Linked DNA regions of Homo sapiens: all the other regions are linked to region 2. A link is an interaction called in ENCODE POLR2A ChIA-PET data of the cell type or tissue named here. Cell type or tissue: Panc1. All regions are shown on one strand. Links, peaks and the distances in the headings refer to the core of each region. The heading gives the core; the rest is flanking DNA.

Region 1 (6,974 bases), core at 2,679-5,178, 86 kb before region 2:
GACAGTGGGAGTCTTAGCCCAGCCTCAGGTGCCTGAATAGCTTCAAAATCCTCATCATCCCTGAGGCTTTGGACTGATGTGTAACTAGCAGCCTAAGAACATTCTTCAGACGCCTCCTGGACGACCCAAGAGCAGGAAACTCTGGGTCACCCCCTGGCAGGGCCCTGCCTCCCCAGGTAGGGCTGAGTGGCCGTGGCCGCACAGGACATTCAGGGTTGTTCAGTGTACTGTGTTGTCAGGAGAGTCTTATTTTTGAAGAGATGGAGCAACTGAAAATGGTGTTTGTGTGATAACAAGCGTGCTCTGGGAATAACCAAAAGAGAAGAAGCTCGTCCTCAAGGCTGGGCCTGAGTGAAGAGGAAGAGAGGACAGGTCCAGGGTTCCGGGAGCTCAGCCGGGCAGCAATTCTGAGGGGAAGTGACATGTGTCTGCCGGGGTCTTCAGTTCCTGCAAAGAAGTTTGACAAGAGCAAAAAAAACAGTGTTAATTAACATCACACAGGCTGCTCAGTGTGGATGGGTTTGAGATGTCTCAGGCTCATGAATCCCTCAGAGCAAAATATTTTCTTCGACAGAAAACACAAAGCTAGTGTTGTTTTGTTTTGTTTTGGGACAGAGTCTCACCCTGTCACCCAGGCTGGAGTGCAGTGACAGGATCTCGGCTCACTGCAACTTCTGTCTCCCTGGTTCTAATGATTTTCCTGCCTCAGCCTCCCAAGTAGCTGAGGCTACAGGCGCCTGCCACCACGCCCAGCTAATTTTTGTATTTTTAGTACAGATGGGGTTTTGCCATGTTGGCCAGGATGGTCTTGAACTCCTGGCCTCAAATGATCCACTGCCTTGGCCTCCCAAAGTGCTCAGATTACAGGTATGAGCTACCAAGCCCACTGGGAGAAAATAAAAAGCGAGTTTTATCTTTTATATCCGTTACTATGACAGATCTTGAAGCTGGTTTCTTAGAAAACAGGGAAGATATTTGTCCTTTGTTACATTCTTGAGTCCTTTTAAGTCTTACTTTGAAAAAGCCAAGTGCGTACTTGTGTGTGTATTTATTTATAGTTAAGAGTAAACAGAGCCATTCCTCGGCCCCAGACTCTAAGTGTTGTGCGCGATTCTCTCGTCATCGCTGCTCTGATCTTGTCTGTCCCATATTCAAGGCAAACAGACAGAAACAGTTCTTCGAGGCCAGTGTCTTTCTGGGAACTCCCGGGTGGCCACTGGACTACATCAAGGATTTATTCTCTCATTGTAGGAAACAAAGGCTGCTTTTAAGTAACTGGATGTGCTTTGCGTTCTCCAGGCTTTAGCGCTTTGGGGAACTGCCCCGTGGCTGATGGCAAGGAGGGAATTTGGCCAGTTAAGTGTCCTCTGTCCCTGGTCAGTCCCGACGGTCAAGCAACACAGGATGTGCGGGTCTCACTCTCGTGTGCCCCTCAGAGGAAGTGCACTCTCGCTGCTGTTCAGAGACAAGCCTGGTATTATTTAACAGTTATAGTTAGTTAACAGTTAACAGTTCTGGGTTTAACGTGCCTATCACCTGGTGATGATGAAACCAGCTCTGTGGGAGAATCTAGTGACCTGCCAGTTCTTCCAGCGTCCCCTCCCAGGGGCGTCGCTGAGGAAGCGCTGAGGCTGACGCTGTGTCTCCAGGCCCGTCCTCGTCCCTGCCAACGTTGGGGGCTCTGACTGTAACTCATGACTCGGGTGCCCATCATCAACAGGTGGTTTCTGCTTTTCCCTCGAGCTTACCTTGAGGACCTGCACTTCAAGCTACAGATCGGAAGTGGAATCTTTCAACAGGAAATACGCAAGGACCCTCCAAGGACTCTGTCCTCAGCCACTGAGATGTGGGGAGTGGGCTCGGGACACAGGCTGCCCAGGTCTTCTGCCCCCATCACCACGAAGGGACGCAGTGGACCAAGCCACGCCTTCCTGGATTCTTAGCCCAGACATAGTTCTGAACGACAGAACTAAGAACAGCCTCATCAGACTAAGCCACTAAGCAGACCAAACGCAGAGACCTCACGCTGACTTCAATGTTCTATTTGGGCTTGGGGGGCGGGAGGATCCTCTGTGGGTGTTTTGTTTGTTTTGGTTCTTTTGTTTTTTGTTTTGGAGACAGGGTCTTACTCTGTCCCCAGGGCTGGAGTGCAGTGGTGCCATCTTGGCTCCCTGTATCTTCTGCCTCCTGGGCTCAAGTGATCCTCCCACTGCAGCTCCACCACGCCTGGCTAATTTTTCCTTTTTTTTTTTTTGGTAGAGCTGGGGTTTCGCCATGTTGCCCAGGCTGCTCTCGAACTCCTGGACTCGAGGAATCTTCCCGCCTCTGCCTCCCAAAGTGCTGGGATTATGGATGTGAGCCACCCTGCCCAGCCTCGATGTTCTATTTGTTATGAGCTTGCAGTCAGCCTCTTCTTAATCTTAAATCCATGGTTTAAAAGTTCTACTTGTAGAAACTGGATAAAATAAAATATTTCAAAAATGGTTCTGTGTTCCGACAGGCCCATCAGAATCCCAAAACACCTCACCAAGTTCTCAGATTGTTATGTAGATCAACAGCCAATTCACAGCCTGAAAGTTAAGGATGATTCTGCGGCAAATACTGTTAAATTGGCCTTGACACAATTACCCCAAGCCATGAGCATTGGTAATATTATCACGGTGCCTTCATGAAATCTGCTTAACTCCTAACTAAGCTCGTGGAGAGTAAACCAGCTGTCCCCCTTGCTCTGAGGATGGAGGGACAAAGACTTTGTGTCCTGTGTGGAGATGCGGCCCGAGGTTCTCCCGGGAGCCTGGCCGGGCTCTCCTCTGCAGTCTGGAGCCGCAGCCTGGAGGGTGGGGGCATCCCAGACAGCGGGGGCCCCTGTGGTTTGGGTGCAAGCACTGCAGGTGGAGGTGGATCCTGGGTGGGCAACTGGTCCCTCCTCTGTTGCTCATCACTGCTACGGGCTGGAGCACAGGTGCCCAGATCACCGCTCCGAGCGTGGTGCCATTCCCGGGTTCAGCTCTGAGGGCACGGAGTCCTCTGTGTTTCAATCAACCACCTTGTCTCCTGAAGGAAATGGATGCAGACTACTAGGAACAAATGCATCTGGAGAGATTTCTTTTCTTTTCTTCTTCTTTTTTTTTTTTTTGAGATAGAGTTTCGCTCTTGTTGCCCAGGCTGGAGTGCAATGGCATAATCTCGTCTCATTGCACTTCCTTCCTGCAACTTCCGCCTCCCGAGTTCAAGCAATTCTCCTGCCTTAGCCTCCCGAGTAGCTGGGATTACAGGCATGTGCCACCACGCCCAGCTAATTTTTTTTTTTTGAGGCAGAGTCTCGCTCTGCCACCCAGGCTGGAATGCAGTGGCGTGATCTCAGCTCACTGAAGTCTCCCTCCACCTCCCGGGTTCAAGCGATTCTCATGCCTCAGGCTTCCAAGTAGCTGGGATTACAGGCATGCACCACCAAGCTAGGCTAATTTTTTTTTTTTTGTATTTTTAGTAGAGACGGGGTTTCACCATGTTGCCCCGACTGGTCTTAAACTCCTGAGCTCAGGCAATCCACCCACCTCGGCCTCCCAAAGTGTTTGGATTACAGGCATGAGCCACCGGGCCCAGCCTGAGATTTCCCATTCTTGAAGGATGGAAGTTTCTAGATTGGCAGGGGCAAGCTGCTGCTCAGCCTAGTAAAGGAAAAAGATGAACTGTTCTCTCTAAAGGTTTGTCCGGTGGGTTTTGTTTTTTCGGTCTGTAAGATTATCTTCCAAAAAAATGGGATTTTTTTTCCCTCCCGCTTCAATCCCTACACCACAGTTTTTGCAAGGAGCTCTAATACTGTGGGAAATAACGGGACCAGTGGTGGCATCTTCTATCTACCCTCTTCTGTTGTTCTATTTACCTGTCTATAACATTTGCTGTTCTAACCATTCTTAGATATATTCCAAGGCACAAAGAACTGCAAATTATAAAGGTCATTTCAGAGTTGATTTAATAATTTTGACACAAATCTGAAACTCAGGGATATAAGATAGACAAAAATACTACGACTCGAAGTTGTCAGCAAATAAGGTAATAGAACTATGAAAGAAGTAAAAATGTTAGATTTCGGTCAGGCGAGGATCACACCTATAGTCCCAGCACTTTGGGAGTCCGAGGTGGGAGGATTCCTCCAGCCCAGCCTGGGTAACATAGCAAGAACCCCATTTCTTTTCTTTTCTTTTCTTTTCTTTTTCTTTTGGACACAGGGACTCCTCCTGTGGCCCAGGCTGAAGTGCAGTGGTCACAACTCACTGTGGCCTTGACACTCAACCTCCTAGGCTCAAGGGATTCCCCCACATCCCTCCTGCCCCACCTCAGCCTCCCAAGTAGCTGGGACTACAGGCATGCATCACCACACTGGGCTAAGTTTATTTTTTGCAGAGACGGGGTCTCTCTATGTTGCTCAGGCTGGTCTCAGACTCCTGGGCTCAATCTATCCTCCTGCCTCAGGCTCCCAATGTGCTGAAGTTACAGGCCTGAGCCACTGCACCTGGCCTGCCTCTACATATTAAAAAAAAAGTTTATAATGCCATTCCTAATGAAAACCTAACACTGACATACCAAAACAAGTCTGTACTTTCCAACTCTGTCCACTGCATGGCCTAGAAGCCTCAAGCCCTCGGGTATGCCAAGCACAGCCGCCTGCAGTGGCTGGTTTCCGAAGACCCTTCCCGCTGCACGGTCTTGGGGGAAAGTCACAAAGGAGCTGGGGCTGCTGCGTTGCCCAGAAGCCGGGGCGGTGCCCGGAGACTCAGGAGGGCAGGTTAGAGGGAGCCAGAATTCACTCCAAGGCTCTGCTGGTCACATTCAGGGACAATGTCAAAACAGGTGACTGTGGCTCAATGAAACACATGGAAAAATAGCAAAAATTCCCGCCTCTAGAGACACAAAGGAGAGGCTGAGTCTAGAAAGGGACAACAGCCAGAGCTGGAGACCGGAGTCTCCCAGCACACCCTTCCAGCTGCTACTGCGGGGTGGTCAGGGCTTGGGCAAGGATGACACCCCCCCAGTCTGTGGCCTGCCTCGGTGGGACCAAATTACACAAACCAGGAAAGCAGACCAAGTTCCCCAAGCACAGCACCTGGGAGGCCCCTCACCCAGCCCCCCACCTCTATCGGAGCCTGCCTGAGCCTCCCGGTTTCCCTTCTAAAGCCCTCCCACCTGCCCGCCTGCTGGCCTCTGCCACACCCAAGGGAGGGGCCCAGGCCGCTGCTCCACAGGCCCTGAATTAAGAGGCCCGTGGTCCTCATTTGGGTGGTCTTCACAATTTCCACACGGAAAGACAGAAAAAAATAGGACCTGCACAAAAGCCGTCTTCAGTCAGCAGGGAAATGCAAACGAAGCCCAAAGGGACATCGCCCAGGCCCCTGGCCATGGTTAGAAGAGACATCACCCAGGCCCCCGTCCGTGGTCAGAAGGGACATCACCCAGGGCCCCGGACCTAGTTAGAAGGGACATCACCCAGGGCCCCGGACCTAGTTAGAAGGGACGTCACCCAGGGCCCCGGCCATGGTTAGAAGGGACGTCACCCAGGGCCCCGGCCATGGTTAGAAGGGAAAGAGATGCCATCCACCAGGACTCTCGCTGCTGGGAGTGTCCAGGGACACCACATAGGTAACGCTGAATTTAAGTAAAACCACGACGGAAACAGGACTGTGGTAACCCCTCCACCCTGTGTGCTCCATCCCATCGTCCAGCTGTACACCCTTAATAAATACAATTTATATCCATCAATTACACCGCAATAAAGCTGGGGAACCATTTTTTAAAAACTACCTCTTGCATGTAACGATTGATAAGAACTTGCAAAGCTGGGAAGGCACCGATTTAAAACTCGCGCCAACGCGGCTGCGCGTTGCCTGGAGGCCACGGCCTCGCCCGGCCCCTGCGCGGGCACTGGACGTCCCGCAGGCTGCATCTGGCGCCCCGATGAGCGCTCCTGGACCCCCGCGGCCTCGCTTCCAGCCACGACCTCCAGGGCACGGCGCCACCCCGACGGCCCAGCCAAGGCCTCCCCGCCGAGGCCGACGCCCTCGCCACGCCCTGGTGCCCCGAGGAGTCGCCGGCTCCCGCGCGCAGAGCTCCCCAAGCCTGGGCGGGCGCCTGGATAGCGCGACCGGCACGGACCCGCACGGGGTCTTGGCAGAGACGCGCGGGACTTGGCGGGGGCCACTCCCTCCTGGCGGGCGGGGCAGGAAACGCGCCGCGAGGCTGCGGGGGGCGAGGGGAGGGAAGGGGCGAAGGAACCTCAGCCTCCCCACCCCAGCCCCGCCCCCGGGCCCAGCTCCGACCCCGATGCGTCCCTGAGGCCTGGGTCCCAGGGGCTCTCCGCGCCCGGTCGCCCCTTCCCGGAGTCGCCACGTCCAGATCTTGTCACCGGCCCGGGACCACCTCGTGGGCCGGGCGGGGTGAAGTGCCGTTAGGAAGGACGGTCCCATGGGATGGGGGGCCGGGGAACAGGAGACGCACGCCAGGTCGGGAGAAGAGGACGGACTGCGCAGAGCAGAGGCCGCAGAGGGTCGGCCCGGGAGCGCGGGGGTCCCTCCACACGCTCCCCGTCCCCGCTTCCCACGCGGCTCCCTTCGGACCCCAGGGCAGGTGGGGACGAAGAAGTGAGTCGGGTCCCCGCTGCGGGCCGTCGTCCCCTCCAGCCAGGCCATCTCCAGGGCTTCAGGTTGGGGAAGGGGCTCCTGTGGCCTCCTGACCTCGGGCCTCGCAAGTGTCTGCCCTGGGGTAGGCACTGACTTGGTGTGGATTGATTGATGAATTGACTGGAAGAAGGAAGGCACCCTAGGAACTGCAGGCTCTTCCACTTAGGGCCTGGGTTTCAACTCAGTCCCCACTCACCACCTTTTCCATGTGTCTTCAAAGCCCCTCTTCACTCGGGGGTGACCCTGTCTGTCCAGAGGGCTTGCAGCCTTCAGGGACGCAGTTTCCAGTTTCTGGGCGCC
Region 2 (6,974 bases), core at 1,763-4,262:
AAACCTTTGCTGATCTTGCTTACGTTCAATGCATCTGGGCAGCGTCTTTGATGAGCCCTGGCGGTTAGGCTGGTGGCACTGAAGCAGGCCTCCAGGGTCTCCTGTTTAAGCAGGATTTTAAGGCCAACCCTGCGGCTTGCGCCTGCTGGGTTTCTGGAGATGTGTCATATTCGGCTGGGTTGAGGGTCCAGGGCAGAGTGGCCAGGCATGAGAGAAAATACTTTGGGTCAACACCTGTGAAAAGAAGGAAAAAATAAAAATAAAAAAAACACCAGAAGAATACTTTGGGAACAACATCGTGGTGACACAGGGCACAACTGCGAGTGCGGAGGGACCTCTCCCCCTGAACTTGACCAAGCGCTTCCTCAGCCCTTTCTCCCCTCCCAGGCCCTCCCTGTCCCTGGAAGCAGCCTGGTTCCCTCCCGGTCTCTTAGAAGCCCCTGGGCTGCTCTTTCCCTCAGCCCACCGAGAGCTCGCTCCATCTCACTGCACGAGGGGGCCCTCGCTGCCGCCCTCATCTCTCCCCTGGGGACCCCAGCGCCCCCGAAGGGCAGAGGGGTCTTTCCAAGCCATAAATCCCATGAGTTGAAACTCGCGTCTCCAGCCCCTTCCAGCCCCGCTCCCCAGCTGGAAGGAGCCCACTTACCGGCCCCCTCCTTCCTCCTGCGGAGTCTCCTGTCCAGGATCCCTTTTCCCCAGTCCTGCCGTCTTTCTTTGCCTGAAACCTGGAATTCCTCCCCGTTCCCGCCCGCCGGCCTCCGCAACCTCCTCCCTCCCCCGCAGCGCCCAGCCCGGGTCTGCTCCAGGCACCTCCTCAAGACCGGGCCTCCAGCGACTGTCCCTTTGAGCCGCCCTTTCACCCGCAGGCACCCCCGGCCCGTCCCCGCGCCTGCACTCAAGCTGCTTGTTTGCTTGCTCCTGGCTCCTGCAGGGAGCGTCAGCCCCCGGGCTGCTTCCCACTGCTGGAGGCCGGGGGCGCCCGGTGTTCCGCGGGGGCTGCGGCCTCCCCGCTCCACCCCTGCTCACAGGAGCCTGGGCAGCCCGGGGCCCGTCCTTGCACAAAGGCACCAGGCCTGGCCCAGGCCCCGCTCCGCCCGCCCTGTCCCCGCGCTGGGGGACTCGCTCCCCTCCGCCGGGCAGATCCTCCTCTCCGGGGGATTTTCCTGGAGAAGTTACTGGTGCAGATCCAACAGCTGGCGGGACAGTGACCCGGAAGGCCCCCGCCCCGAAAAGCAGGAACAGCAGGAACCTCCAAGGCGCCGCCCGCACCCTCTTCCTCCTCGCCTGGGGCCTCGCGCCCGGAGCCCGCCCCTCTGCCAGGGGTGGACGCAGCCCGGGGAGGGGGGTCCACCTGGCCCCAGGTCCCGCCGCGCTCCGACGACTCGGCCCGCCCTGGCCGCCGCGAGGCTGGGGGTCACTTTGGGACCTAAGTCCGCCCCCGTGGGAGAATGTGTGCCAGGGCCCACTGACAGCTTCCATCGGGGCTCAGGCGCCATCTCTCCCCACGTTTGCCCAGGGTCAGGGGGCCATGCAGGGGAGAGTCGCGCTGCCCCCACTTCCCCCTGACCCTGTGCTCCGAGGAGAGGAACGGGAACTCGCCCGCCCAAGGCCCACGCTCCCCACGTGGCTCAACCAGGCCAGGACCTCGCAGCCACATGGACCGGCGGGTCCAGGAGCCGGGCAGAGGGTCTCCGTGCCAAGCCGCACTGCCCCTGGCCCTCGTCTCCCTCCTTTCTCTCACTGCACGGTGGCCTCATGCCATCCGCTTTGGCCCCAAGAATGGAACTCAGGAGAAAGGGCCTGCCCTCCCCCACCCCCAGCTCCGGGCTGTCCCAGGCCCTGCTGAAGCCCACACCCCTCTTCAGGTGCACACGGCTCCCCTTGGGGCCCTCCCCGGCCTCTGTGCAACGTTCATCAAGGTACCCTTCTTCCCTTCCAGGGACTCTGCTCCTTCCCAAATTCCAGGCCAGATTGGCTGCGGAGAGGCCCACCCTTCCGTGGCAGCTGAGCCCGTCTCTGAATACAAACCAGACCTCCTGTGTCCACAGCTGTAGCTTTCAGGTCAATGCCAGCATGGTAAGAGTCAGTTCCCACTCTGTGTCCCGTGCATGCGGTTGAAATGGCTGCCCCGTGTCCACCCCACCCTCTTCCTCAGTAAAGGACGGTGGAGGAAGCCCCAAAGGGTCACAGTCCCCTTTTTACAGATGAGGAAACTGAGGCACGGAAGGGTGAAGTGACTGTCCATGCCCTACAGGCAGACACTTCCAAAGCTCCTGCTCACAGTGAGGGGATGGTGGGCCATCTCCTGCCTGGACCACATGAGGTGCTCTGGGGGCTGGGACAGGCTGGGGATTGACACAGAACCTAGGTAGGTTTGCCCGGACCCCTAGAGGCTCAGAAAGCTGCTAAGGCTGCCTGGCTGGGCCCCCCATCATTGTGCAGCTCCCAAAATAAATCACTCCACAGCCACTTTTGAATTCTGTTTTATATCAAGCTATAAAAACCTGGATCCTGTTCAACATACATACAAAAGCAGTACTCTAAAAAATAATTATTATTATATTAACAATATCAAACACGCTAACTCCTACACACGTACAAAGACCTTGGGCATCCTTTATACCGGCCACTTCCTGGCCACAGCTTTGTAAGGCAGTACCTGGGAAAAGGGGACGGACCCAAGAGAGCCGGCCCCAAATCCTGACTCAGCACTGCAGAGGCATCAGCCGGGCTGAGTCATGCCTGAGTCCGAAGGGCCCCCTCTCAGGCTGAGAAGGAACTTTCAGGCCCAGGGAGGAGCAGAGCCTTAGGGGGAGCACATGCCGAGCAGGAAAACGAGCTCACATTTTCCTGGGGTAGAGCGAGGTGCCCGGCAGGGCAGGGGATGAACGGAGGGTGCGGTGGGCAGAATAACGGCCTCCCAAAGATGTCCACGTGACAGTCCCCAGAGCCTGTGACTATGTTAGGTTACACAGCCAGTGGGAACTAAAGTTGCAGATGGAACTAAGGTGGCTAATCAGCTGACCTGAAAATAGAAAGACGACCTGGGTTCTCTGGGTAGGCGCAATGTGATCATAAGCGTCCTTAAAAGCGGTAGAGCAGGCCGGGTACAGTGACTCATGCCTATAATCCCAGCACTTTAGGAGGCTAAGGCTACAAGATCCCTTGAGCCCAGGAGTTCCAGACAAGCCTAGGCAACAGAATGAGACCCTGTATCCACAAAAAATATGTAGCTGGGCGTGGGGGATTGTCTCAGGGGACTGAGACAAGAGGATCACTTGAACCAGGAGGTCCAGGCTGCAGTGAGCCTTGATGCCATGACCAGGCCACTGCACTCCAGCCTGGGCAACACAGCAAGACCCTGTCTCAAAAAAAAAAAAAAAAAAGTGGTGGAGGGAGGCAGGAGAGGGGAGGCCTCAATGAGGTGACGGGAAAAAGATTCAACTACCCACAGCTGGCTCTGAAGATGGAGGAGCCTGAAGTCAAGAATTACGGTCAGCCTCTAAAAATGAAAAGGCCAGAAATGAATTCTCCCCTAGAGCCTCCAGAAGGAGTGCAGGACTGCCGACACCCAGATTTGAGCCCCGGGTCAGCCTTCTGACCCGCAGAACTGGAAGACCTCGTTTTGATCCACGAAGTTTGTGGAAACCTGTCACGGCAATAGGAAACAAATACAGAGGCCAAAGGGTCAACAGTGAGAGGTCAAGCTTGCCCTGCCCCTGCCCAGACCTCAGCCAGACTTCTGGGTGGCAGGGCCCACGGTGGCACCCCCAGGGCCTGTCCCTGCCTTGGGGAAGGGGGAGCCTGAGAGGACCCAGGAGGTCTTGGGCCCTTCGGTAGTAGACACCAAGCCCTCGGGGGACCACCCTCTAGTTGAGGCCTTGGGGGATGAAGAGGGAGGGCTCAGGGCCCCATTGCAGGGCCAGCCTGTAGGGGCCGTGGGGCCACCTGGATGTGACGTCTAATGCTGGCGGTGCTCACAGCTCGCCACAGGACCCTAAAAGCCCCTGCCAGACGAGAGCTCATCTTTTCCTTCTTTCTCTTCCAGTTCTGTCTTCCATTCCACCATTGCTGAATCCCGCTCACGGCGGCCCTGGGCTGCAGAGGGCAGATGGGTGAGGCTCGGCCCCTGTCTCCAGAGAGCTGAAGAGGGCCCTCGGCCCCACCCACGAGGAGGACAGTCATGAGGCCGACTGTGGAGGGGCTCTGGACAGAGGTGTCCGGGGATCCCTGAGCCTGGCTGCACTCTCCCTCCTGGTTCTTTCCTTGCGTGCACACGATCAGCTATCGTTTACAAAGAGTCCTTGGTGTTGCCTGGTTGGCTGCCCAGGATGGGAGCTCCTGCCCCCATCGGACATGTAAACAAACCAAGGTCTGTCCAGTTCCAGCTGACAGGGCCTGCACCTCCGCCAGGGCTAGGCAGAAGTAGCATCAGAGCACAGGAGACCCGGGAGGAACCGAGAACCAGCGCTGCTCTTAACAGCTCCCAGCGGGGTGTGCCCAAGGCTTGCTGGGCACTCACAGGCAGGTCAGGCCACAGGAAAAGCTAACCAACCTTTATAAGGGAAAATAGGGGCCGGGAGGGCTCCTGCGCCCCCATGCTGACGTCCAAGATGCTCCGGATGCGCTTGACCTCACTGTTGGATAGGTTCCCCTTGATGGCCAGGATAGCGCTCAGGTGGCCTTTGCTGGCAAAGAGAGCATCCTGTCAGCCCAGCCTGTCACCCACACCCCTACTCACCAGCTCCCTGCACTCCCGGCCAGTGCCACAGGGCCCGACAGCCAACGCCCGGCCCACGAGGGGGCTGCACTTCACTCTCCCTCACCCATGCCCTCCACCTGATGGTCCCAAGAGCAGCCATGCCCCAGCCTGCTTCAGGCCTCCGCACCGGCTGTTCCCCTGCAATGTTCTTCCCAGGCCCTGAGATGACCGCCTCTTCCCACCCCTTAGGTCTCCGCTAAGATGTCCACCCCCAAAAGGCTTTCTTGTCTCTAAAGTCGGCACCTCCTATCATTCACAACCTTGGTTAAACCCTATTTACAACTTGTAATTGTCTGTTTCTTTGCCTGATTATGTCATTAGTATTGCTGGCCCTCAACAGAATGAGCTACTTAAGGGAGGACTGAGACCTGGCTTCCCTTGTACTTCATTGCATCCTGGTAACTAGAACAGAGGCTGACACCTAGCAGACTTCTCCATAATTGTTGGTGGCATAGGTAGATGGATGGTGGGTGGGTGAGCAGATGGATGAGAGCTAGATGGGTGGAGGGATGGGAGCATGGATGAGTGAGTAGATGCATGGGTGGATGGGTGGGTGGGTGAGTGGTTGAGTGGATGGATAGCTAAATGGGTGGAGGGGTGGATGGATGAGTAGATGGGTGGATGGGTGCTTACATGGGTAGGTGGATGAATAGATGGATGGATAGACGGGTGGGTGGGTGGGTGGGTGGATGGGTAGACAGGTGATGAGTGGGTGAGAAGATAGACGGATAGCCAGATGGGTGAAGGAATGGGTGGATGAGCAGATGGGTGCTTGTATGGTGGGTGAATGAATGAATGGGTGGAATGGATCAGACAGGGACTGGACTTGGCGAAGCTGGGGTCAACCCTGTCAAGACCCATTCAAACTTACCCTAACATGTCAGAGGACCCAGCCCAGGAAGAAACAATGTCCCTGGCCCACCAGAACTTCAGGCAGCCAAGGGCTAAGCCTCCACTCCCGAATATGAGCCCTGGTCCCAGAGCATAGGCCTAGGCCGCAGAGGCCCCCCAGGCTGGGTGAAGCTGGCCTCTCTGGTCTCAGTCTCCCCTGTGAGAGGCAGTGTCAGGTAAAGCTAAGAGTGTGGGCCATGCAGCCAGACACTAACTAGCCGTGTCACCTTGGACACATCCTGTGAGCTCTCCAGGCCTCCTCTGTGAAACGGGAATGGGAAGTATTGTCCTCGTAGTGCTGTGGTGAAGGCCACAAGAATGAGCCCCTGGTGAGGTTCACACAGTGACTGGCACGTGGGCAGCTGCCAGGATCTGGGTTCCCAATGCCAGCCCTGTGAGGCCTTGGCCACAGTGATGTGACAGTGGTCCTGAGGTGCCCCAGGTTCTCACCTGAAGTCAGGGTAGCAGGTGGCATAAGTGGCCACCTCAATCTTGATGGCACTGGGGTCCTGCAGGCGAATGATCTCGGCCAGCGTAGGGAGAGCAGGCTGCAGCCAGGTCGCCGGGGAGCCCTGCAGGAGTGGGTGTGGTTGGAGGGACCCAGGGGTCCAGAGGCTCGGGTCAGCGACTCGTTGGGCTTAGAGAGGCACCAGCGGCCTATCTCCGACCCTGAAAGGGCTAGGGGAGAAGAGGCAGCCATTTCAGAGGGGCTTGGGAGAGGTGGGCAGCGGCTTACGTGCTGGGTGCAGAAGTGCTGGATGGTGTCAGCATTGGCCAGGATGTACCCAGCCAGCTGCTGCTGCTGCTCGGCCGTCTTGAGGACCAGGCGCCCCTTGCTGAGTTGGATGATGTACTCCTTCACCAGGTGCAGGTGCAAGGCCTCCATGAGCTCCTGGGAGGGCAAGCAGCCAGGGGCGTGTGAGCTGTCTGCTGATGGGGAGCTCGCCACCTCCCTTGAAGCCTTGTAGCCAGGCCTCCAGAGAGAGGCAGATGCCAGAGCAAAAGACTGCACACGTGCTCGTGCGTCCACATGTGTGCGTTCACATGCTCATGCGTTCACATGCGTGTGTGTTCACATGTGCATGCGTTCACGTGTTCACATGTGTGTGTTTACATGCTCGTGCCTTCACGTGTGTTCATATGTGTGCATGTGTTCACATGCTCGTGCATTCACATGTGTGTGTTCACATGCTCGTGCGTTCACATGTTCGTGCCTTCACGTGTGTTCACATGTGCACGTGTTCACATGCTCGTGCATTCACGTGTGTTCACATGTGCGCGTGTGAGCACATGTGCGTGAGTGTACACAGACGTGCTAGTG
Region 3 (6,974 bases), core at 1,855-4,354, 190 kb before region 2:
GCTGTTTCACTGTGGAGCATGACTTAGCAGTATTGAAACAGATCTGACTTTTTGCTTGGCAGCACAAAAATGATGTTATTTTAGAAACTCTGTTGGAAAGTATAGGCATGAAACTAGTCTGAGGTGAGAGGCCTGCCTTTTCAGAAAAGTTTTAATGAAACACGAAGTAATTAGCTTTTTTGTATGTTTAGTGGCACAATTTTTAATTTCGTTGAAGTTTGTAATAATTTTAACTGCTTTTTAATATGTGTACCACTCATTTGTATGCAACCATGGACAACTTAAAAAAATACTTTTGTGTTCTTTTTCTCCCTTTTATTTTTAGTTAATACATAATAACACATTTGTGGGATACAAAGTGATATTTCAGTACATGTATACAACGTGTAATGATCAAAGCACAGTAATCAGCATATCCATCACCTCAGATGTTTATCATTTCTTTGTGTTGGGAACATTCAGAATTCTCTCTTCTAGCTTTTTGAAAATATACAATAGATTGTTGTTAAGTATATTTACCTTGAAATACTACAGAGCACTAGAACTTATTGAGCTGCAATTTTGTATCAACCTCTCCCTCTCCTCTCCTCCCACTAGCCTTCCCAGCTTCTAATAAACCACAATTCAAGTCTCTACTTCCATGAACTCGAATTTTTTTTTAGCTCCCACATATGAATGAGAATATGTGGTATTTATCTTTCTGTGCCTGACTTATTTCACTTAATATGATACTGTCCTCCAGTCTCAGCCATGTTGCTTCAGATAAAAGGATTTCATTATTTTTTTATGACTGAATAGTGTTCCAGTATATGTAAAACTTTTTTTTTTTGAGACGGAGTCTCACTGTATCACCCAGGCTGGAGTGCAAGTGGTCTGATCTCAGTTCACTGCAACCTCCGGCTCCCAGGTTCAGGCGATTCTCCTGCCTCAGCCTCCCAAGTGGCTGGGACAACAGGTGCGTGCCATCAAGCCCGGCTAATTTTTTTTTTTTTTTTTTAGTAGAGACAGGGTTTCACTGTATTGGACAGGCTGGTCTGTCTTGAACTCCTGTGTGATCCACCTGCCTTGGCCTCCCAAAGTCCTGGGAGTACAGGCGTGAGCCACCACGCCCAGCCTATAACACATTTTCTTTATCCTTTTTTTTTTTTTTTAAATAATAAGATGGCGCGGGAGGGGTGGGGGGGGGGCTCACTATGTTGCCTAGGCTGGTCTCGAACTCCTGGCCTCAAGCAGTCCTCCCACCTCGGCATCCTGAAGTGCTGGGATTACAGGCATGAGCCACTGCAACCAGCCTGTCCATTCATTTGTTGGTGGACGCTTAAGTTGATTCCATATCTTTTGCTATTGTGACTGGCGCTGCAATAAACATGGGGGTGCAGATATCTCTTTGATAATATTGATTTGATTTCCTTTGGATAAATACCTAGTAGTGGGATTGCTGGATCATATGGAAGATCTATTTTTAGTTTTTTGAGAAACCTCCATGCTGTTTTCCCTAATGGCTGTACTAATTTACCTTCCCACCCACAGTGCATCAGAGTTCCCTTTTCTCTGCACCCTTGCCAGCATTTGCTATTTTTTGTCTTTGTGGTTTTGATTTGCGTTTCCCTGTTGATTAGTGACATTGAGCATTTTTTCATACATGTGTTGGCCACTTGTATGTCTTTCTTGGAGAAATATCTATTGAGATCGTTTGTCTATTTAAAAATCAGATTTATTTATTTTTTGTCACTGAGTTGTTTGAGTTCCTTGTTTATTCTGGATATTGGCACCTAAAAATTACTCTTAATCATACCATTTGTTAAATGCTTATCATATCCTAGGAGTTTTCTAAGTTCTTGGAATACATTATCTTATTTCCCAGGCCCTATGAGGAATTCGTATTTCCATTTTACAAATGAGCGAACCAAGGCTTAGTGGAAAAAAATTAAGCAACTTACCCAAATCATGTACCTAGTAAGTGGCAGAGCTAGGATTTAAAGACAGCTCTGTCTGATCCCAAAGCCTGTTCCCTTAAAAATTATGTGGCATGGCCTCTCCAGATAAATACAAAAACAAACAAAACTAGGCATTTTACATATGTAATCCCATTCTTTAATAATCATGTAAGGAGATGTTGTTATACCCATTTTACAGGTGAGGAAAGAGACTCAGGAAGGTTAAGCAATTTTCCCCAAAGTCGCCTCCCTAATAAATGATGGACAGCGTTTGAACTCCAGCTTGTGTGACGCCAAGCTCATTGCACAATTCCACTTCCCGTTTCTGGATCTCCACCTCATTTGGCTGCATTATTTTCCCCAGTCAGGTGCTCACAGTCCGTGCACTAATGGACACTTGGTGCTTGTCAAAACCTTGCTGAATGAGTGCATGAATTGCACACCTCAGTGCATGCCCTGATGACAGGAATAGCTGCTGGAAAGGTAGATTGGTAAACTGGCCTTCTGGTTGTTTACACATTGGCTGTGACTCTGTTGAATGTGAATGAGTGTCCCCTCCCTCCCACCCCCCACCAAGATCAACTCTGCATGGACTGAGAGCCTTGTGTTTCTGAGCTGTGAGCTCTCAAATGGACTCAGATATTGTACACTGTGAGGGGCAGTGGTCCTCCTCTGTGACACCCACCTCTCAACTTTTTTTTTTTCTTTTTTTTTTGAGATGGAGTCTCGCTCCGTTGCCAGGCTGGAATGCAATGGCACGATCTCAGCTCTTGCAACCTCTGCCTCCTGGGTTCAAGTGATTCGCCTGCCTCAGCCTCCTCAGTAGCTGGGATTACAGGCACCTGCTACCATGCCCGGCTAGTTTTGTATTTTTAGTAAGAGACGGGGTTTCTCCATGTTGGTCATGCTGGTCTCGAACTCCCAGCCTCAGGTGATCCGCCCATCTCGGCCTCCCAAAGTGCTGGGATTACAGGTGTGAGCCACCGTGCCCAACCTCTCAACTTTTAAAGCTGCACACTGTTAACTGAAGTTCTTGTCCCCCCTACTTCAGGACAAGCTACAGGGTATATGCATAATTTTTCTTCTAGCACCAGCCAGTCACAGGGGTGTTCATAGAGCAGACATTTGAAGCTGCTGGAAGGGAACTGAAGGTTATCTGGTGAGTACAGAGGCATCGGCTGACGTGAGGGCTGGTGTCCTAAACCATGGTAATCTAGTGCATCCCTATCAATACATAATTCTGTGCTAGGCAGTGAGGGTGCAGGCCCGCCTACATCACAGACCCTGCCCAGGAGGTCACATGTAAACAAGTAGAGGCAAATATCTGCTTGCTGGACACCCCACTGAAGCTTGCCCTTCGTGAAATCTCTGATGCTCTGAACAGCATGTCTCCCTGCCTTCGTGACCTGCCCATCCCATGGCTAGGCTGCACCTACGCCACACCACTGGCATTCATGTCACTTGATTGCAGTTGCCTGTTTCCTTCTCTGACTTCCTTACTGGGCCAAGCAACTGGAGGGCAGGGGACTCATGCTTGAGAAGAAAGGATTCTGGACTTTGGCTGAGGAACAGGCCTTTAGTTCCAAAAGGGACAGAGGCAGGAAGCAGAGGTGTTTGAGGAAAGATAGGGGTCCAGGTGAGGGATCACTGGAGACTGACACAAAGTCTTCCTCCTCCGAAGTGTGGAGCTGTGATCCCACCCAGCAGCCATCCTGCATTGTCCCATTCCTGGAAAAAGAAAAAAACACAAAATGGCATTGATTCTGCCTGCGCAGCGTCCTACGTGTAGCAGATGACAGAGAAATGTGGATGGATCAGAGCAGGCCCTACAATATTGGATTGGTGTTGTCTTGGTCACATTGAAGACACACACAGCACCCCAGTGACAAATTCTCAGGGGTTGCAGGAGCTGCTGATCCCAGGACTGTCCTGTGCCTTAAAACTGGGGGACGCCCATGATGTTGGAACCCAAATACCCTTCTTCCCGTCAGCATAGTCTCAGCAGCTTTCTTTTGAGATATTCGAGCTGCCCTAATTTAGATAGTCTGTGGATAAGAAGAACAAAATCTCTGCCCCAATGGGTGTGTTGGAGAAGTGGTCCCCGGGTCTAATGGCGACGTGATGGGAGTGGCATTAGACTGATCATGGCTGTTAGAATTAGGAAGGTGCCAATGGCCTTGCCGTGCTGACAAAGCCTCGTCACCCATGCTCTCTCACTGTCCTCCTCACACCTTGGGAGGTGGCAAGTATACATTTTATTCCTTCATTTTATGGACGAGGAAGCCGAGACTCAGAGAGATGATTTGCCTCCAGTTGGGGGGTCAGGTGTCCTGATTCCCAGCTTCAGAGCTCTTCCCCCTGACTAGGGACTAATAGTCCTGTGTGGTGCATCTGGGTCCCAGGGATTTGCCTCTCTTCCCTCAGCTGGATTTCCTTTACTCCAGTGCTTTTGAAAGTTTCACATGAGGGGAGGCAGGATCCAAGTCATAACCCTGATAGCTAACACTATCCCAGAAGATCCACTCAGGTGTGCTGTCTTCAGACCTGTGAGGATGCGTTTTCCTTTATGCTACAGATTTTCATTAGCCACTGCATATCCTGCCCGGGGGGCGCCAGACACTGGAGATGCAAATGGACCCCAGAGTGGGGACTTCTTTTGTAAGACAGCATTGAAAAATATGAAAGATTTTAGGCCGGGCATTGTGGCTCACACCTGTAATTGCAGCACTTTGGGAGGCTAAGGTGGGTGGAGGTCAGGAGATTGAGACCTTCCTGGCTAACACGGTGAAACGCCATCTCTACTAAAAATACAAAAAATTAGCCGGGCGTGGTGGCGGGTGCCTGTAATCCCAGCTACTCGGGAGGCTGAGGCAGGAGAATCGCTTGAATCCGGGAGGCTGAGCTTGCAGTGAGCCAAGATCGTGCCATTGCACTATAGCCTGGGCGCCAGTGTGAGACTCCGTCTCAAAAAAAGAAAAGAAAAACATGGAAGATTTCACCTAAAAATTCAGATTTCTGGTTCCTTGGACAGTCGGAAGCCCTTGTACTCTGGGACATACCGACATGATAGATTTTCCAGGAGCCAAGTTTCAGCTGACCTTTTAGACCCAAAGTTGGGGACTGAATGCTCATAGAAAAGAACGAGTGACTCCCTATCCATGTGTGTGTGTGTGCTCTCCCCTTCCAGGTGTGCGTGTGTTCTCCCCCTCCAGGTGTACGTGTGCACTGTCCCCCTCCAGGTGTGTGTGTGCTCTCCCCCTCCAGGTGTGCGTGTGCTCTCCCCTCCAGGTGTACGTGTGCTCTGTCCCCCTCCAGGTGTGCGTGTGCTGTGTTCCCCTCCAGGTGCGCGTGTGCTCTCCCCCTCCAGGTGTGCTTGTGCTCTCCCCCTCCAGGTGTACGTGTGCTCTGTCCCCCTCCAGGTGTGCGTGGGCTGTATCCCCTCCAGGTGTGCTTGGGCTCTGTCCCCCTCCAGGTGTGCATGTACTCTCCCCCTCCAGGTGTGCATGGGCTCTGTCCCCCTCCAGGTGTGCATGTACTCTCCCCCTCCAGGTGTGCGTGGGCTCTGTCTCCCTCCAGGTATGGGTGTGCAGTGTTCCCCTCCAGGTGTGCGTGTGCTCTGTCCCCCTCCAGGTGTGTATGTAGGCTCTGTCCCCCTCCAGGTGTGTGTGGGCACTGTCCCCCTCCAGGTGTGCATGTGCTGTGTCCCCCCTCCAGGTGTGGGTATGCACTATTCCCCTCCAGGTGTGTCTGTGCTCTGTCCCCCTCCAGGTGTGTGTTTGGGCTCTCCCCCTCCAGGTGTGCATGTGCTCTGTCCCCCTCCAGGTATGTGTGTGGGCTCTGTCCCCCTCCAGGTGTGCATGTGCTCTGTCCCCCTCCAGGTGTGTGTGTGGGCTCTCCCCCTCCAGGTGTGTGTGTGCACCCACATCTGCCCCATCATTTATTCCCCATTGCTTGCCTTACCTCTGTGTTTATCTTTACTCATTTATTCATTCATTCAATGGATATGTACCACATGCCCTCTATCTGCCAGCCCTAGAGGATTTAAACAGCTAAGACATTGTTTCCCAGGGCTATTGTTAACAAAGCAACAGAAACTGTGTGGCTTAAAACAACAGAAATTCAGTTTTAGTTTTTGGCTGGGCACGGTGGCTCATGTCTGTAATCTCAGCACTTTGGGAGCCCGAGGCAGGCAGATCACTTTAGGAGTTTGAGACCAGCCTGGCCAACATGGTGAAACCCCATCTCTACTAAAAACAGAAAAATTAACCAGGCGTGGTGGTGGATGCCTGTAATGCCAGCTACTCGGGAGGCTGAGGCATGAGAATCGCTTGAACCTTGGAGTGCAGTGAGCTGATATCACGCCACGGCACTCCAGCCTGGGCGACAGAGTGAAATTCCGTCTCAAAAAAAAAAAAAAAGAAATTCATTTTTTCACAGTTCCATAGTCCAGAGGGTACAAAATCCTTGGGTTGGCCACTGCATGCACTCTCCAGCATCTGGTGGCTGCCGGCAGTCTTTGGCGTTTCTCAGCTTGCAGCCATAGAGCTCCAAATCCGCCTCTGTCATCACTTGGTTTCATTGCCCTTGCGTAAAGTATCTTCACTTGGCGTTTTCCTCTCTGTGTCTCTCTCTCTTTTTTTTTTTTTTTTTTTTTTTTGAGATGGAGTGTCGTGCTTGTTGCCCAGGCTGGAGTGCAGTGATGCGATCTCGGCTCACCGCAACCTCTGCCTCCCAGGTTCAAGTGATTCTCCTGCCTCAGCCTCCTCAGTAGCTGGGATTGCAGGCGCCCGCCACCACGCCTGGCTAATTTTTGTATTTTTAGTAGAGATGGGGTTTCACCATTTTGGCCAGGCTGGTCTTGAACTCCTGACCTCAGATGATCCACCCGCCTTGGCCTCCCAAAGTGTTGGGATTACAGGTGTGAGCCACCTCGCCACCGCACCCGGCCTCTGTGTCTCTTCTTATAAGGACACCAGACATATTTAATTGAAGACCTGCCCTATTCCAGCATGACCACATTGTAACTCAATTAAATCT

Evidence for each region. ChIA-PET counts read pairs that join two places held together with the same protein. Peaks named below come from ENCODE experiments on the same cell type or tissue, not always from the same donor. Only the 100,000 strongest peaks of a DNase experiment are listed, where the experiment ranks them.
Region 1: POLR2A ChIA-PET joins it to region 2 with 5 read pairs; 4 of 35 experiments call an interaction of 5 or more read pairs at or near these places.
Region 3: POLR2A ChIA-PET joins it to region 2 with 6 read pairs; 10 of 35 experiments call an interaction of 5 or more read pairs at or near these places.

Annotation. Positions count from the first base shown.
Region 1 is chr14:103,219,912-103,226,885 of GRCh38, reverse strand. No RefSeq gene overlaps it. Among named protein-coding and RNA genes, the nearest start is that of LINC00605, 34 kb to the right of the region's middle. RefSeq lists an enhancer at 1-373. In Panc1, for the core only: no CTCF peak of the experiment used is centred there; no DNase peak of the experiment used is centred there.
Region 2 is chr14:103,132,933-103,139,906 of GRCh38, reverse strand. TNFAIP2 (TNF alpha induced protein 2) reads right to left here. Exons shown (of 12, transcript NM_006291.4): 10 at 6,390-6,545; 11 at 6,104-6,225; 12 at 2,468-4,688. The coding sequence ends at 4,547. It also overlaps the pseudogene NDUFB4P11. Among named protein-coding and RNA genes, the nearest start is that of TNFAIP2, 13 kb to the right of the region's middle. RefSeq lists enhancers at 4,094-4,595, 6,499-6,974. In Panc1, for the core only: no CTCF peak of the experiment used is centred there; DNase peaks (open chromatin) are centred at 2,742 and 2,977; H3K27ac peaks cover 2,500 bases.
Region 3 is chr14:103,325,333-103,332,306 of GRCh38, reverse strand. It overlaps EIF5-DT (EIF5 divergent transcript), which reads left to right. Exons shown (of 1, transcript NR_158216.2): 1 at 1-635. Among named protein-coding and RNA genes, the nearest start is that of EIF5, 5.4 kb to the left of the region's middle. In Panc1, for the core only: no CTCF peak of the experiment used is centred there; no DNase peak of the experiment used is centred there.